2 separate regions of the Mus musculus genome follow, and region 1 is linked to region 2. A link is a loop called in an ENCODE intact Hi-C map of the cell type or tissue named here. Cell type or tissue: gastrocnemius. All regions are shown on one strand. Each heading gives the region's core, and the rest is flanking DNA. Links, peaks and the distances in the headings are about the cores only.

Evidence for each region. Hi-C counts contacts between places; a loop is a spot of excess contacts. Peaks named below come from ENCODE experiments on the same cell type or tissue, not always from the same donor. Only the 100,000 strongest peaks of a DNase experiment are listed, where the experiment ranks them.
Region 1: it touches region 2 in a loop (4-fold over the local background); 2 of 42 quality-filtered maps call a loop at or near these places.

Annotation. Positions count from the first base shown.
Region 1 is chrX:159,471,782-159,481,273 of GRCm38, forward strand. Map7d2 (MAP7 domain containing 2) reads left to right here. Exons shown (of 17, transcript NM_001081124.2): 8 at 1,044-1,168. Among named protein-coding and RNA genes, the nearest start is that of Gm39546, 40 kb to the right of the region's middle. In gastrocnemius, for the core only: no CTCF peak of the experiment used is centred there; no DNase peak of the experiment used is centred there.
Region 2 is chrX:159,528,676-159,538,167 of GRCm38, forward strand. Bclaf3 (Bclaf1 and Thrap3 family member 3) reads left to right here and starts at 3,993. Exons shown (of 12, transcript NM_001033472.2): 1 at 3,993-4,160. In gastrocnemius, for the core only: a CTCF peak has its summit at 3,841 (motif pointing right); DNase peaks (open chromatin) are centred at 3,930 and 4,359; H3K4me3 peaks cover 1,302 bases; H3K27ac peaks cover 731 bases.

The DNA of each region.
Region 1 (9,492 bases), core at 2,267-4,766, 57 kb before region 2:
ATGAGGACTTGTTACAGAAAAGTGTAGTAAGGAAAGAGGGTGAGGCTGTTTCTGCAGGCCAGTCAGTGATGCCCATTCCTTTCTGCCAAGAGAAGTAAGGGGAAAATAGAGAAATGTGTGTTTTGCACTCTGCATTATATACCATGTATGCCTCAGAGTTTACAACTCAGCATCTTGGATATTAAAGTCCCTTTCTGGTAAAGCTTTTGTAGTAAATGTATGGTTTTGTTTGTATGAATTTAATGTTTCAAATTCTCCAAACCCTCCCATATACTTCTCCTTGCTCTCTTTCAAATTCATGATTTTTTTTTTTTTTTTTTTTTGGTTTTTTTGAGACCGGGTTTCTCTGTATAGCCCTGGCTGTCCTGGAATTCACTGTGTAGACCAGGCTGGCCTCGAACTCAGAAATCCGCCTGCCTCTGCCTCCCAAATGCTGGGATTAAAGGCGTCAGCTACCACACCCAGCTTTATTGTTACATATATGTATATACATTTATATGTGTGTATATGACTATGAATATGAATATACTAATATGAATATATTAGTAATTCCTAAGTACATAACCAAGTATAGGAAGCCCTTTTTTGAGTTGTTAGTCAGGGTTGTTCAAGAGACACCCAAAACATAGGCTATTGCTCTTTGCCTTAGTTGCTCTCAGAGGTGGAAGGTTAGTCCTTATTGCTGAAAATACCATGTACTTCCGACACAGAACCCAGAAACTTCTGAGCTACAAGTGTATGTTTTTGTACTCTTTCCAGTTCCTATATATTTAGGGCCACTATCTGGTTATGCTGTTTGTTACCTCTTGGTAAGATAATAAAATGTGGGGCAGAGGATCTCCATGTTGAAGCACAAACTATTGTTCCAACTTGATGACCTAAATATAATGATGTCATAGTATCATAATTCTCTACAAAGATTCATGTTACATACATATTGATACCTCTGTAAGAAAACTGTGTCACTCTGATCTGGTTTTTTTCAAATTGTAGAAGTAGTACCAGTCATGAGCTGTGGCTATCATATTTTTTGTCCCTTACAGATGGAGAAAATGAAGAAGGGGCGAGTGGCAACTTCTGCTGCTTCTGGGGGTCATGGGTCCCCACTGAGAAGATGCGAGCCTCCTGAAGATATTTCCAAGAGGTTGTCTTCTCCTGTGAAATCCAAGTAAGCAGTATTTCCCTTGTCAGAACTCTGATGGTTAACAGTCAAACTTAGTTTGGTTCCATCCAACATTGTGGCTTCTGCTCTGCCAAAAGCACGACCAGCAAAAAGATTTGAGCAAGACAAATGCCTACCTTTGAGGTATGTGCTCCATGCTTATATATCTTCTGGATAAATGAAGGACCATTTATAAGTTCATTGCTTGGTAACATATATAGGACTCATATTTGCCAAGATTATATGTTCATCGTTTTCTCTTTAAAGCCTTCAATTCTGTTTTTCTCTTCCTTATTCCCTCTGGAATTATCCTTTTTCTTCTGATGAACCAGGTCTAGCTCTAGATTGAAGTGATTGCATTATTTGTGGGCACCTGCTCACCATCTTTCATTATTGGAGCTTAGCAATTTTGTTTTGGAGACATAGTCTCCAAAACCAAGTTCTCGTGACCTTGAACTGATCTTTCTGTCTCTGATTCTACAGTGTTGAGATAATAGGTATATGTTATCACACGACACAATATTTTCCAATAAAACACATAATTTTCATTAGGGATAGATAAACTCAACAAGGACAATATAAAAAAACAAATTTATGATCATTGTCCCAAGTTACTAAAAAATTTTACCAACAGTAATTGACAAGAGTGATTCAGTTGAAGGGTCAGTGGGTCAGTAAAATGGTTTGCTTGCTAAAGGTGCTTACCATAAAAGCCTGGCTACCTGAGTTTGATCCCAGGAACTCACCTAAAAGTGGAAGGATTGTCCTCTGACCACTATACATGTACCATTGCACACATCCCCTCTTCATGAACACACATATAGAAATAATAAAAGAGTGAATCAGTAACAACCTAATTCCGAAGTAGAGTGGAAAGGTATAATGTTACTTAGAAGTTTTTCTATGCAGGATTACATAAGATCATCTTCATGCAAGTATATAATGTTTTTTGAGCATATATCCCTCAGTGTAACATTTGAGTGGAGACCTACCTATATGAAGTGAGGATCAGGCCTCAGTTGGAGCCTTCTTCATCTGAAGCTTGTTTGCATTATATCAACATTTCATGTTCAGTTAGTGGTCTTACTTTGAGGCTGGAGAGTGTCTTTTTTTTTTCTTAAAAAGAAATACATTAAATTGGGGCTGGCTTACAATTTCAGAGTTTTAGTCCATTATCATCATGGCAGGAAACATGGTAGAATGCAGGCAGACATGGTGCTAGAGAGTTCTACATCTTGATCTAAGGGCATAGCATGACCATAGGAGACCTTAAAGCCTGTCTGACACATTTCCTCCAACTAGGCCACACCTCCTAATAGTGCCATCCCTATGTGTGAATCATTCAAACACCTGAGTCTGTGAGGGCCATACCTATATTCAAATCACCATAGACATCAACATGGGCCCAGGTGATAGTTCAGACCAGGGATATCCGCCTGGCCTTTGGTGATATCAGACCTACTACTGAAGGGCCATGGATCCTGATATGGCCCTTGTTGGCAAAACAGGCTAGGACCTCACCATGGCCTTAGGGTGACACTGTTGGCTACTCTCATGAGGCTGTTCCTCGCTACCTTGGAGTCTCCAGTTCCACATCCTTTCGTGTCTCTTTTTTTAACATCCCAATTGCTGCCCACAATTCCGTCCTCCTTCCCCCCTCCCCTTCCCTGAGAGGATGCCCACACCCTGGGTATTCCCCTACTCTGGCCCATCAAGTCTCTGCAGGGTTAGGCACATCCTCTACCACTGATGCCATACAAAGCAGCCCTGTTGGGGAATGGATTCCCCAGACAGGCATCAGCTTTAGGGACAGCCCTCACTCCAGTTGTTGGGCTACCTGCATGGAGAGTGAGCTACATATGAGCAGGGAGGTCTAGGTCCAGCCTGTGTATGTTCTTTGATTGGTGGTTCAGTCTCTGAGAGCTCCCAAGGTCCCAGGTTAGTTTACTCTGTTGGTCTTCCTATAGAGTTCCTGTCCCCTTTAGGGCCTTTAATTCTTCCCCCAACTCCTCCACAAGAGTCCCTACCTCCACCCAATGTTTATCTGTGGATATCTGAATCTGTTGTAGTCAGCTGCTGGGTGGAACCTCTCGGGGAACAGCTATGCTAGGCTCCTGTCTGCAAGCATAAGCAGAGTATCATTAATAGTGTCAAGGATTGGTGCTTACCCATGGACTGGGTCTCAAGTTGGACCAGTTATTGATTGGCCATTCCCTCAGTCTCTGTTCCATCCTTCATCCCTGAATCTCTTTTCAGACAGGATAAATTTTGGGTTGAAAGCTTTGTGTGTGGATTGGTGTCCCCATCCCTCCATTGGTAGTTCTGCCTGACTACAGGAGGTGGCCTCTTCAGAACCCTCAGGGGGGTTGTCTATTTATTGTTATAGGACAGATGCTCAGTATGTGTCTGTCTTAGTTCATTAGAGCTAGGAATGCGTCACAGTTTAGAGTTGCTCAGGCTTGGGGATGCATGTACAGACTTAATTGGTTAAGCATCCTTGATCTGACTATTTGAAATCTGAGCATTTCTCAGCAGTACCATGATGCTTTAAAAAATTTGGAATATGGAGCATTTCAGATTTCAAAACTTTCTATTAAGAATGATTAACCTGGGGCTGGTGAGATGGCTCAGTGGTTAAGAGCGCCGACTGCTCTTCCGAAGGTCCTGAGTTCAAATCCCAGCAGCCACATGGTGGCACACAACCATCCCCAACGAAATCTGATTCCCTTTTCTGGAGTATCTGAGGACAGCTGCAGTGTACTTACATATAGTAAATAAATAAATGTTAAAAAAAAAAAAAAAAAGAATGATTAACCTAAAAATAAGCAAAGAAAATAAAACACAGCAGGGAAAGGGGGAAAAAAAGAATGCTTAACTTTGGTTAAAGAGTTGAGAGGTCTAAAGAGAAGCAAGTGTTTCTGGTTTTAAAATGTTCAGAAAAGCCAGACTACATTTGGGAGGCTGAAGCATAGGGATCATATAAATTTCTAGGCCAAAGCTGGGTGTGGTGGCGCACTTGGGAGGCAGCGGCAGGTGAATTTCTGAGTTCGAGGCCAGCCTGGTCTACAGAGTGAGTTCCACAACAGCCAGGGCTATACAGAGAAACCCTGTCTCAAAAAACCAAAAATGAATGAATCAATGAATGAATGAATGAATAAATTTCTAGGCTGGCCTGAGCCAGAATATGCTACATATTTAAACCTTTCTTCCAAGTAAATAAAAATAAAATACTCAGAAAAACAGGTTCCTACTAGGTGAAAAATAGTGGATGAATAACATGGGTGTAGACCAGTCTAGAGAATCATGAGAGCTTATATGCCCCAAGCATAAATTAATTAAATTTTAGCCAAACTATACATTAAAGAACTCATTGGTCACAACTGCCAATAACCACATGGATGGATCTCAGGAATGTCATAATGATTGGGAAAAGCAAGTTATAGAAGAATCTCAATGGTAAATTTCATTTATTTTTAGTTCCCAGATTACTTCTTAAACAATGTTCTTCAGAATTAAATGTGGTAAAATGAATTTTTATAAAAATAACATGGTATACATAAAATTTAGGAAGATACTGGATTCTTTGAATGAGGAAAGATGGGGATCAGACAAAGAAGGGGCACACAGGAATTTTCAACATAATGACAGTGCCATTCTTCTGGATTAAATGGTGGACGTGTGGGCACTTACTGTTTCATTCTTTACACCTTAATATATTTTATAACCTTTGTTTTATGTATTCAGTATTGAAGAAAGACAAGAAAAAGAAACTTGATATTAAAAATTGTATCCCACATAAGCAAACTCTACTTATTATTGACATTTTCTAATTTAAATATGCATGGGTGCTTTACCCACATGTATATCTGTGCACCGGAGTGTGTCTGGTACTCATGGAGCCCAGATTCCTGTGGAACTGAAGTTAAAGAAAGTTACCTGCTGTCATGTAGCTACTAGGAATTGAACCCAGGTCTTCTGGAAGAACAGCCGGTGTTCTTAACCACTGAGCCATCTCTCCAGCTCTGGGTATGTTTATGGGAGAGTTTCTAGACTGTTATTTGGGGTAGAAAGAGATGCCCTAAATGTGAACGGCACCATTCCATGGGCTGGCAAGCTGAACATCAATGTTCATTGTTGTTTCCTGACTGCAGATACAATGTGACTAGCTGTCTAATGCTTTTACCATCATGTTATACTATTAACCAACCAGCAAAACAAACAAAAAGCACATGTTTTCTTTCCTAAATTACTTTTGTCAGATATTTTATCACAAGAAGAAAAGTAACTTGCACAAAAAGGTATTTTGCATAGGTCAAAATAAGCATCTCATTGCTCTAAATCATTTGCTCATAGAAAACCAGGAATATTTAATTGTTTTTGTCTAGGAGCCATTCCCATAGACTTCTCTGGCAGACGCACTGTATGGTTATCCACTCCCATAGATAATTGACCGTAGGGCACCCTGTGTTGACTATTCAGCCGTGTTTTGTCACCACCATTTGTTAATAGGCTTTATTATCTGAGCTTTTTTATCTGAACTTTTCCATGTAAAGGATAATTGAAAACATCAAGAGATACCTGGTCCTATAGGTATATGTATTTACCCACTCCGTAATACTATATGTTTAAGTCTTATCAAAGGATCATTTGAATTTGGATCAACTTTTAAGCCTTTCTCTTTAGTTCATTTCAGTTTTAAAGAATTATAAGTACCCTTTCATCCACATTTGTTTTATCATCTCATCCCCTCTATCAGTAGACATATTCCATTATCTCCCAGAACTTTTGAAAGTAAGTTGCTGACAATATGTCCCTCAAAAACAAAGGCATTCTTTTATTTACTATGAAGGTTGATCTTCATTGTCAACTTGTTTAGATTTGGAATCACCTAAGAGACACACCTCTGGGCATGTGTTTGAGGGAGTCTCTAAAGAGGTTTAGCATATGTTAGCATATTCTGTTTATTAATGAAGGGTTAGGATAGTTGAATATACACAGAATTTCTTCCCAAATAATCTATTCTCACTTAAAGGGTAGAAGGGGTTTGTTCCGGGTTTTTTTTTATTGGACATTTTATTTACATTTTAAATGTTATCCCCTTTCCCAATCCCCCCTAGAAGTCCCCTATTGCATCCCCCTCCCCCTGATTCTATGAGAGTGTTCCCCCACCCACCCTCCCACTCCTGCCTCCCCACCCTCGCATTCCCATACACTGGGGCATTGAGCTTTCACAGGACCAAGGGCCTCTCCTCCTGTTGATGTCCAACAAGGCCATCCTTAGCTACATATGCGGCTGGAGCCATGGGTCCCTCCATGTGTACTCTTTGGTTGGTGGTTTAGTCCCTGGGAGCTCTGCGGGGTCTGGTTGGTTGATATTGTTGTTCTTCCTATGGGGTTGCAAACCCCTTCAGCTCCTTAAGTCCTTTCTCTAACTCCTCCACTGAGCTCAGTTCAATGGTTAGCTGCAAACATCCGCCTCTGTATTTGTAAGGCTCTGGCAGAGCCTCTCAGGAGACAGCTATATCAGGCTCCTGTCAGCAAGCATTTCTTGGCATCTGCAATAGTGTCTGGGTTTCGTGACTGTATATGGGATGGATCCCTAGGTGGGGCAGTCTCTGGATGGTCTTTCCTTCAGTCTCTGCTCCACACCTTGTCTCCATATTTCTTCCCATGAGTATTTTGTTCCCCTTCTAAAAAGGACCGAAGCATCCACACTTTGGTCTTCCTTCTTCATGAGTTTCATGTGATCTGTGAATTTTATCTTGGTTATTCCTAGCTTCTGGGCTAATATCCACTTATCAGTGAGTGCATGCCATGTGTGTTCTTTTGTGATTAGATTACCTCACTCTGGATGATATTTCTAGTTCCATTCATTTGCCTAAGAATTTCATGAATTAATTGCTTTTAATAGCTGAGTAGTATTGCATTATGTAAATGTATCACATTTTCTGTATCCATTCCTCTTTTGAGGGACTTCTGGGTTCTTTCCAGCTTCTGGCTATTATAAATAGGGCTGCTATGAACATAGTAGAGCATGTGTCCTTATTACCAGTTGGAACATCTTCTGGGTATATGCCCAGGAGAGGTATTGCTGGATCTACGAGTAGTACTATGTCCAGTTTTCTGAGGAACCTCCAGATTGACTTCCAGAGTGGTTGTTACAAGCTTGCAATCCCCCCAGCAATGGAGGAGTGTTCCTCTTTCTCCACATCCTTGCCAGCATCTGCTGTCAGCTGAGTTTTTAATCTTAGCCATTCTGTCTGGTGTGAGGTAGAATCTCAGGGTTGTTTTGATTTGCATTTCCCTGATGACTAAGGATGTTGAACATTTCTTTTGGTGTTTCTCAGCCATTCGGTATTCCTTAGAAGAGAATTCTTTAGTTAGTTCTGTGCCCCATTTTTTTTAGAGGCTTCTTTTTCTTTTTTTTTTTAATTAGATATTTTTATTAGATATTTTCTTCACTTACATTTCAAATGCTATCCTGAAAGTCCTCTATACCCTCCCCCTGCCTTGCTCCCCAACCCACCCACTCCTGCTTCCTGGCCCTGGTGTTCCCCTGTACTGGGGCATATAATCTTCACAAGACCTAGGACCTCTCCTCCCATTTATGGCCTACTAGGCCATCCTCTGCTACATATGCAACTAGAGACACAAGCTCTGGGGGGGGGGGTACTGGTTAGTTCATATTGTTGTTCCTCCTATAGGACTGCAAACCCCTTTAGCTTCTTGGGTACTTTCTCTAGCTCCTTCATTGGGGGCTCTGTGTTCCATCCAATAGATGACTGTGAGCATCCACTTCTGTGTTTGCCAGGCACTGGCATAGACTCACAGGAGACAGCTTTATTAGGGTCCTGTCAGCAAAATCTTGTTGGTATATGCAATAGTGTCTGGGTTTGGTGGTTGTTTATGGGATGGATCCCTAGGTGGGGCAGTCTCTGGATGTTCCTTCATTCCGTCTCATATCTGAACTTTGTTTCTGTAACTCCTTCCATGGGTATTTTGTTCTTCATTCTAAGAAGGAACAAAATATCCACACTTTGGTCTTCCTTCTTCTTGAGCTTCATGTGTTTTGCAAATTGTATCTTGGGTATTCTAAGTTTCTGGGCTAATATCCACTTATCAGTGAGTGCATATCAAGTGAGTTCTTTTGTGATTGAGTTATCTCACTCAGGATGGTATCCTCCAGATACATTCATTTGCCTAAGAATTCTATAAATTCGTTGTTTTTAATAGCTGAGTAGTACTCCATTGTGTAAATGTACCACATTTTCTGTATCCATTCCTTTGCTGAGGGACATCTGGGTTCTTTCCAGCTTCTGGCTATTATAAATAAGGCTGCTATGAACATAGTGGAGCATGTGTCCTTATTACCAGTTAGAACATCTTCTGGGTATATGCCCAGGAGAGGAATTGTTGGATCTTCCAGTAGTACTATGTCTAATTTTCTGAAACCGCTAGACTGATTTCCAGAGGGGTTGTACCAGCTTGCAATCTCACCAGCAATGGAAGAGTGTTCCTCTTTCTCCATATCCTCGCCAGCATCTGCTGTCAGCTGAATTTTTGATCTTAGCCATTCTGACTGGTGTGAGGTAGAATCTCAGGGTTGTTTTGATTTACATTTCCCTGATGATTAAGGATGTTGAACATTTTTTTCAGGTGCATCTCAGCCATTTGGTATTCCTCAGTTGAAAATTCTTTGTTTAGCTCTGTACCCCATTTTTAATGGGGTTATTTGATTTTCTGGAGTCCAGCCTCTTGAGTTCTTTGTATTTATTGGATATTAGCCCTCTTTTGGATGTAGGATTGGTAAAGATCTTTTCCCAATCTGTTGGTGACCTTTTTGTCTTATTGACAGTGTCCTTTGCCTTATAGAAGCTTTGCAATTTTATGAGGTCCCATTTGTCAATTTTTGATCTTAGAACTTAGGCTACTGGTGTTCTGTTCAGGAAATTTTCCCCTGTGCCCATGTACTTGAGGCTCTTCCCCACTTTCTCTTCTATTAGTTTCAGTGTATCTGGTTTTATGTGGAAGTCCTTGATCCACTTGGGCTTGAGCTTTGAACAAGGAGATAAAAACAGTTCGAAGTATGGCATTGTGCAAGTAGACTTGGTACTAGAAGAGCCAAGTTCTAAGTCTTGATCTGAAGGCAGCAGAGGGGAATATATATGAGACTTCACGGTCTCATCTTTTCCAACATGGTCACACCTCCTAATAGTGCCACTTGATGTTGGCCAAACTTTCAAACACATGAGTCTATGTGGGTCTTTTTTTTTCTGACAATAAAGTTTGAAATAAATAAAATAAAACCAGTTTGTCTATTGCCATATGCT
Region 2 (9,492 bases), core at 2,519-5,018:
GACACACTGAGTCATTTTCTACCTCCCACCTCCCAAGGGAGGTAGAAATGTTAATTACAGGGCAGGGTCCCTCCCAGGTAGTTAGCATCTGTGCTCAACAGAGGCAGGCAGATCTCTGAGTTCTTTTGCAATGTTAAAAGAAAATGTGTGCTTGCTGTCTCCTAAGAGTTAAGGGGCTGGAGTCCCAGGATGCTGATACAGAGGTTAATCAAAAGGGAACCTGGAGTAAATGACTGAGTTGATATGTAAATAAAACCTGGGCTTTTGGTCTGCAAGAGCTGAGCTAGCACAAAGCAATAGTAGTTCTTAGAACTGAGAAGAGAAGAGAACTGAGAAGAGCTGAGTACCTGGAGATATCTGGAGAGCAAAAACATCTCTTCAAGTTTTTATTTTTCTAACCGGATTTCTGGCTTGGTCAGAAGATCCAAAAATTTTTAAGAGAAGATTCTCTGACTTTGGTCAGAAAACCCATGAGTTATCCAGGTAGCTTTTAGAATTTTTACTAGCAGAGAGAGTTGTCTCAACCAGAGAGTTTACAGACTAGCAAGAAAATGCTGTCTAGAGCAGAAAATACACACAGGCACACACACACACACACAGGCACACACACACACACACACACACACACACACAAACACACACACACAGAGAGAGAGAGAGAGAGAGAGAGAGAGAGAGAGAGAGAGTAAGCAATCTGGAAATTCATCTCAGCAGAACCTAGGGCTTGAACCCATGACTTGACTTCGAGTGGTTTCTTTTCCCAACTCCTCAAAACCCCTTCTCTCTGGAACCCCTCTCCTAGAGGAGGCTGATCCTTGGCACATCTCTTAATTCCAGGCCAGCCTGATCTATTTAGTTAGTTTCAGGACAGCAAAGGTTACACAGAGAATCCCTGCCTCAAACAAAGAACAGAAACAACCAAAAGAAATATGTTTTTTCTCTCTTTAATTGCGTGTGTATTTCATCATTATGTGTGTATGTCTGTCTGTCTGATCTGTGTCTGGTAATTTTAGACTCATCTCTGACCTTTGTCAAGTCAAACAGATGGTTCTTGGCTCTATTTTCTGTCTATTTCCATGGAGAAAGCAGGTAAACAATTTACACATAATGCTGAGCATAATGGCTCCTCCCTGTGATCCAAGCATTTGGGAGGAGTTTGTGGTCATCCTCAGCTACATAGCAAGTTTGAGGCAATCCTAAACTACTTAAGACTTTGTCTCAAAATCAAACAAAAACAATTTGCATGTGGCAACAGTTCTTTGTGCATATATGAACACTGCCTCTTCATGTACACATATTAAAATAAAATATCATTAAACTTTCCCATTACTTTCCTTGTTCTTCATGAAATCACAAACCTGTTACTGAATGCCAAGTATGCTGAGTATAATGAATTTGTATAGTAAGTTCTGCTGAAATACCAATCCAAGCATTTCAATATGTTTCTTACATTTACCAAGAAATGCAGCTAGTATCCACGCACAGCCATTGCAAGTCTGCTTTAGTTCTTCTGCCTGGAACTCAAACTAAAGGAATCAACTTTAATGTTATGGATGTGATAGCAGAAGAATAGCGAGGGTACAACCATGCACTCTATCTTTATTTTTGTTTCTTCAAAGGGCTTCTGCATCCTAAACTAGTGCTGTCTACTCGTGCTGTATGAGTACAGTGCACTCTTCTGCTGTATCACGTCTCTATCCCCATACACTGTATATTAATGCTTTTGTTCAAAGATATGATTCAGGGGTTGAGGGGGATAGCTAAGCAGTAGATAACTTCCTTATAATATACACAGAGCTATGGATTCAATTCCGAGCACTACAATAAAAATAGTAAATGAAAAACACAAGTAAATGAAAAGCACGAGTGGGGCTGGAGAGATGGCTCAGCAGTTAAGAGCACTGACTGCTCTTCTGAAGGTCCTGAGTTCAAATCCCAGCAACCACATGCTGACTCACAACCACCCATAACGAGATCTGACCCCCTCTTCTGGTGTATCTGAAGACAGATACAGTGTACTTACACATAATAAATAAATAAATAAATAAATCTAAAAAAGAAAAGAAAAGAAAAGAAAAACACGAGTGAATGTAAAGTCCCCAAATGAGAAACTCTGGAGGTAGGCCCCAACAAGAAGAGCCTCTGTGTGAGTCTGATATACACTCAAGTTGAAGAAGCAGTTCCTATCATTTGTATTCCCTGTAAGGCAGTTGAATAGTGGGATTGTGGGTAGCTTAAAATGTGTTTGTCATGATCTGTCAACCTGACTAGATTGAGATGCCTAGTGACACACTTCTGGGTGTATCTGTGGGGGTGTTGTCAGAGATGATTGACATGCAGGAGAGCAATTGAGGGGGAATGTAGCTGTTCTGAATGTGGGTGGCAACATCCCAATAGGCCTGGGGCTCCAAAGGAAAAAAGGTGGAGAAATGAAGATTCCTAGCCAGCGTGTGCAAGCTTTATACTTCTTCAGCAGATACGTCTAATGGCCACGGCATGTTCTGTGGCCACCAGATTCCAGAGTCTTTAGCGTCTCAACACTAACTCACACAGAGACTCTCTAAGAAGCTTGTAGGCAATTACAGATGCCACTTCTTCTGAGACTTCCAGCTTTCTTGGACTGCATAGCTAACGTAGTTTTGCTTCTTCCGGGGGCCAATAGTCATTGTTTGGATTATCCAGGATCGAATGTGGGTCCTACTCTAACAAATCCTTCTTTTGCAGTTGTGTATGTGTTTGTGTGTGTTATGAGAGCTTCTTGCTAGCATGCTTGCACACCGAGTGCACGGTCCTGGGTTCCCTCTAGATACAGCAGGCAGAGAGTGATAAATGGGGGTGGGGGGGTGGCGATCCTAGGGAGATAGATTTATTACTATAGTGCTTGCTTTGCAAGGATCAGGACCTGAGTCAGAGCCCTAGACCTTGTGTAAAAAGAGACAGGCATGGTGGCACATGCTTGGAACTCCAGTAGTGGGGAGGCAGAGCTAGGCAGATTCCTGGGACTTGCTAGCCAGCCAGCTTAGCCTACTTGGAACGTTCCAGGCCAGTGAGAAACCCTGTCACCCTAAACAAAGGTGGACAATCCTTCTCAAGGAATGACACCTGAGGTTGCCCTTTGACCTCCCCCCACACCCCACACAGGGGAAGTATACATGGACATACAAACAGAGCACTATAGGCACAAAAGAGGAGGAAAATGAGGGTAGAGAGAAAGGAGAAAGAGAAGAAAATAAGAAAATATAAAAGAGAGGAGAGCAGAGAGGGGTTGGTATTTATTGGGACCATTAACCCATTTGGAAAGCTCAGAAGGTCCCGTTTTCCAAGCAGACCCTTCATTTGAGGCTATGGGAAATGGTGAAAAGTTGGATGATTGGTTGCAAATTAAATAGGTGGGGACAGAGGTCAAGGAGAAGCAGGCTCAGATATATAGATGGGCCACATAAAGAGCTAGACGCTAGCCGGGCAGTGGTGGCGCATGCCTTTAATCCCAGCACTCGGGAGGCAGAGGCAGGCAGATTTCTGAGTTTGAGGCCAGCCTGGTCTACAAAGTGAGTTCCAGGACAGCCAGGACTATACAGAGAAACCCTGTCTCGAAAACCAAAAAAAAAAAAAAACAAAAACAAAAACAAAAAAAAACCTTGGCCGATACCTCTGCCTCTATCTGCGGATACTGCACACAAGGCAGGAAGATCAAGGGAACCAAGTTGAGGGCTGACTTCTAGGCCGCGATCCTCAACTCCAGAGTCCCAGACTTGCACCACCTGGGGTGCTTCTCTTCCTTCTAGCCAGATCAACTCGCGAGCGCACTTTAGTCTCTCAGGGAACCGTGGGAGAGCGCAGCCAGCAGAGGGCGCTAGAGAGCCCGCGGGCGCCGTCTGGGCGGGGCTGGACCCGAGCTTCTCCTCCTTGAAGGCAAGTTTGGGCGGGAGGCGGACACTGTGGGCGGGGCCAGAGGGGGTTGGGACCAGACCATTCCGGAAGGAAGTGGTTCCGGGTCCCGGCCCGCGGGGAGAGCTGGGTGCTGGTTGGAGCAGGAGGCGGGAGCTGCGCGACGGGCGAGGCGGTGAGGGAGCAGCAACAGCGGCGGCGGCTGTAGCGGCGGAGGCTTCGGCGACGGCGACAGCGACAGCGACGGGCTCTGGTGACGACTTCTCTGAGGGGTGAGCGGTCCGGGGAGTGGGCAGAGTGAGGAAGCCCGAGCCTGGGAAGGAGGGAGGGTGTGTCCTTCGCCCACGAGTGGCGGTTCTCACGGTGGCGGGCGGGAACGGGACTGCGGGCGGACTTGGCTTCTCCGGGGACCTCATCCCTTCTCCGGTTCACGCTGGGGCCAGCGCCTTCCCTAAGCGGCTGCCGCCCCTCGAGGCTCAGGCTCCCTTGGCGCGCCCGCTTGGCTCTCTGCCCTGAGGGGGGGTGGGTTCTGAGGCTGTCCCCGCCGGTGCTATTCCTGAGCCGCCGCCAGCTCGGGCACCTGCCCGCCCCCCCCCCCAACCCCCAGGTCTGCCCGCCCACGGCGGCGGGCAGGTGGCGGCGCCAGGCTCCTGCCGCGTGGGTCCCCGGGGACCAGGGAGGGGGCGGTGCCGGGAGGCTGAAGCCCGAGGACGCGGAGCCCTCCGGAGCGGAGCGATGCTCCCGGCTTTGTCCGCCAAAGATGCTCTGGCCTCGGGAGCCGCATCCTCCGCGGACAAGGTCAAAGGCTAGTTAGCTAGCGCAGACCTCCCTGGGAGGAATTCAGTCAACTGGGCCACCGGTCAGGACCGCCCTAGAGAAACTTAGCCCTCGAAATATGCTTTTTTTTTTTTGTTTGTTTTGTTTTTTTTTTTTTTTTTGAGTTACACCTTGAGTGACTGCTTCTCTGGAACACATTCCAAACGGCCAGGAGAAAATAGGGCCCTCGAGGCTTCCGGTCAGGCTACCTTTTTAACTTTTCTTTTCTTTTATAAGCCTGGAAAGAAAAGCTAGGCCCTTCCCCATGGCAAGCAAGCACTCCACCGTAGAGCTATGTACCTTTTGAGATAGAGTCTCACTCAACACAGGATGCTGTTTAACTCATTCTATTGGTCAGGCTGGGCAGTCCTCGAACTTTGTACCCACTCTCCATCCTGAGTAGATTATAGGCCTGCGTGGCCAGGCCTGGCATATTTAAACTTTTCTTTTTCCCTAGATGTGAACAGGTCCAAAACTTTAAAAGGCTTGTTTGTTCATTTATGTTGAGGCTTTCTTTTTTTCTTCCTTTTTTTTAAAAAAAGGGAGTCTTTAAAGAAAGGATGGTCTTGAACTCACAGTGTAGCCAAGGATAGCCTTGAGTTTCTGACTCCCGGTCTCTGGCCCCTAAATGCCAGGGTTGCAGGTGCATGCCAGTCATGTTTGTTTTATTTTCCTCGGTTATTGATAGCAGTTCAGCTTCCCAGTTACTCCGTGTTCTAAAAAAAATAAAACAAGTTAGTAAGGGTTTTTCTAAGTGAACAAAGTTTGAAGTTATGACTTACTTGAATTATATCTGATTACCTTGTCCAAATCACTTAACTTTTTCTAAGGTATTTCCTCAGCAATGAACAAGGGATTATAATGTGTGTCTTACCTTTTAGGGTCATATGAGACATTTATGAAAGTATATTTCACATACTTTGTCTTACTTACTGCAGGTTTTACTTTCTTGTAAAAATTTCAGAGCACAGAAGCATTTTTTTTTTGTTTTTTTGAGACAGGGTTTCTCTGTGTAGCCCTGGCTGTCCTGGAACTCACTCTGTAGACCAGGCTGGCCTCGAACTCAGAAATCCACCTGCCTCTGCCTGTGCCTCCCTTGTGCTGGGATTAAAGGCATGGGCCACCAACACCCGGCGCACAGAAGCATCTTGAAGCACAAAAATTTTAAATGTAAACTTTTGGAGCTGGGGAAAATGGCCCAGTCAGTAATACTTGCTGTGGAATCATGAGAACTGGGGTTAAGATCCCTTGTACCTGAATAAAAAGCCAGCAGCAAAGTATTTATCTCTAATTCCAGCTCTCAAGAAACAGACAGGAGAGTTTCTGAGGCTGGCTAACCATTCAGATAAGCTGAAATGGTGAACTTCAGGTGGTATAAAAGATTCCTGTCTTAAAAAAAAGTTACGTAGAGAGCTACTGAAAAAGATCTATTTCTCTGCTCTTCTTGGGCATACACACACACACACACACACACACACACACACACACACACACAAGGACATACATATTTCTAAAAGGTCTAGTTTTTGAAATCTATTCTGGGGCTAGGTATGGAATAGCATTGGTAGAGTACTTGTCTAGCATGTTTGAAGCCATGATTTGTATTGCCAGAACTCAAAAGGTAAAGACAAAAAGATTGCAAAATCATGTGTGAGGTGTGTGTTTCTTGCAGTGCTGTGAATTGAGCTCAGGATTTCCTACATGCCAGGTAATCACTTTGTACCAGTTTAGCTGTATCACTAGCCCTCAGTTTTTTTGTTTTTTGTTTTAGTTTTTTGTCAAGCAGGATGCCACTGCTTAGCTCATGTTTGCCTCAGGCTCTTGAGTGTTTGGATTACAGGTATGTGGGACAAAGTTTGGTTGAGAAGCAGAAGTTTGAGGCCAGTCTAGGCACTATTAAGACCTTGATTTAATTTTTTTTTCAAGACAGGCTTTTTCTGTGTAGTTCTGGTTATCCTGGAACTCACTCTGTAGACCAGGTTAGCCTCGAACTCAGAAATCCACCTGTCTCTAAGACCCTGTTTTAATAGGTGTAGTGGGCCATGCCTTTAATTCCAGCACTAAGGAATAGACATAGGCAGATAGATCTCTCTGTGAGATTGAGGCCATCCTGATCTACATAGTGAGCTCCAGAGCTATAGAGTGAGACCCTGTCTTGAAATAACAACAGCAAAACAAACAAACAAACAAACAAACCAAAAAAGGACTCATTTTCAAAGACTCTTAAGTGATACTTTTTGGCCCTACACCATACTCTTTCATACTCAAGTTTGAACTTTAAGTTGTTTTTCATAGTGTATACTGTGTACATTGAACATAGCTCCCTTTTTGTTTGTTTTTTGACACAGGGTCTTATTTAGATCAACTTGACGCAAATTTATAGTCCTTTTACCTGACCCTCCTTCGTGCTGGAATTCTGGGATTATAGGCATATGTCACCACACCTAAATCACTTTTCTTTTTTTTTAAAGATTAATTAATTTATTATATGAAAGTACACTGTAGCTGTCTTCAGACACACCAGAAGAGGGCATTGGATCTTGTTACAGATGGTTGTGAGCCACCATGTGGTTGCTGGGATTTGAACTCCGGACCTCTGGAAGAGCAGTCGGGTGCTCTAACCCACTGAGCCATCTCACCAGCCCCTAAATCACTTTTCTTTCTTCCCTTCATTCTTTTCATGTGACAGGATCTCACTTAGTCCAGACTGGCCTCAAACTCAGTGAGCATCACCTAGATTTTTCATCATCTGCCTCTATATCTTAAATATTGGGATTTTAGGCATGTGTACATCACACTTGGTTTACACCAGTGGGTCTCAACCTTCCTAATGCTGTAACCCTTTACTACAGTTCCTTATGTTATGGTGATCCCCCCAACATAAAATTAGTTTCCTTGCTACCCCATAACTGTAATTTTGCAACTGTTAGGAAACAAAATGTAAATATCTGTGTTTTCTGATGGTCTTAGGGGATCTCTGTGAAAAGGTCCATTAAAGGGGTTGTGACTCACAGGTTGAAAACTACTGATTTATATGGTGCTGGGGACTGAATTTATGGCTTCGTGAATGCTAGACAAACACTGTACTAATTAAGCAGCGTCCTGGGCCTTCTTCCTTTGTTATTTTATTTTATTTTTTGTTTTTTTTTGGGGGGGGGTTTGTTTGTTTGTTTGTTTTTTGAGACAGGGTTTCTCTGTGTATATCCCTGGCTGTCCTGGAACTCACTCTGTAGACCAGGCTGGCCTCGAACTCAGAGATCCGCACCTGCCTCTGCCTCCCAAGTGCTGGGATTAAAGGCGTGCGCCACCACCGCCCGGGATGTTATTTTAATTTTTTAATCTTGTAACTGAACACATATTTATTCTTTAACTTTTACTGATAAATATGTTTACCACAGTGAGTGTGTATATGTGTTGTATGTGTGTATTCATTCATGTCAGTGTTTTCCTTGGTTGTTGTCTATCTTATTTTTAAATGTTTATGTTTTATTATTAGAGTGTGGGAGGGTATGCACGTGTGTGTGCTGGAACACACGTGGAGGTCAGAAAGCTTTGTGGAATCAGTTCTCTCTGCCTTTACATGGATCTGAGAGATCAACTCAGTTTCCAGGCTCGTGTGCCAAGAGTCTATCTGCTGATCTAGCTCATTGTCCTGTGCCTTGTTTTTGAGACAGCGTGTGTTGGATTGGCTGGCCAGCAAATGCCTTTCCAGCCCAGGGGTTACAGTTGTGCTGCTGTCTTAGCTTGTTTGGAGGGAATAGGGATCTGAACTCAGGGCCTCTTGCATGGTGAAGGCTTTACTGTTGGGTCTGTTCCTTCAGCCTCCTACAAGGAGTATTTGACTGGTCATTGTTTTTAATGCATCTCAAAGAATTTGATTATTTAGGCTTTGTGTCTGTACGCACACACACAAGACAGGGTTTTACTCTATAGCCAGGCTGACTTCAGACTAACTGTAAAGCCTGGCTTAAGATTCATAGCTATCCTCCACCTTCCAGCCTCCAAAGTGCTGGGATTCTAGGTGTAAGCTGCTGCACTTGGCTTAACTTTTACTTACTTTTTTTTTTTTTTTTTTACTTTTAAATAAACAGCTCTTTAGGGCTGGAGAGATAGATGACTTGGCAATTAAGAACATTTGTTTTCTTGTAGAAAACCTGGATTCAGTTCTCAGCACCCACATGATTGTTCACAAGTATTGAAACTCCAGTTCCAGGATATCTGATGATTTTTTTTTTTGGCCTTAGTGGGCACCACATGCACAAATAATACAATACAGAACATACATATAGACCAATACTCATAAACATAAAGTAAAAAAATAAATAAAAAGATGCACTATTTCACATGTATTGTATGTGTGCATATATATATATATACATATATATATGTATGTATATATATGCATGTTCATGGCATAGCATGTATGTGGAAGAAAGAAAGACTTGTAGGCTCTTTAAAAAACACATGGGTTCTAGAGATCCAACTTAAGTCATTGTGCTTATATGGCAAGAAGTTTTACCTACTGAGGTATCTCCCCAGCCTGTAAGCACATAAGTATTTTTGTTTTAGTGGCCTATCTTTGTATTTGGCTCTTTCTATTGTGTTTACTTTTCAAATACTTTACCCCTTGTGATCAAAGTAAGAATGATAAGCAAAAGTGGAGTGCTGTGTGCACTTAATGACTCTTCCTTACTGAAGAACTGGTGAGAAGGTAACACACGCTCTGTGACAATGAGAATAATCCATGCCTGGTCTCCTCACCTCTGCTTGCTTTCCCCTTTCTTCTGA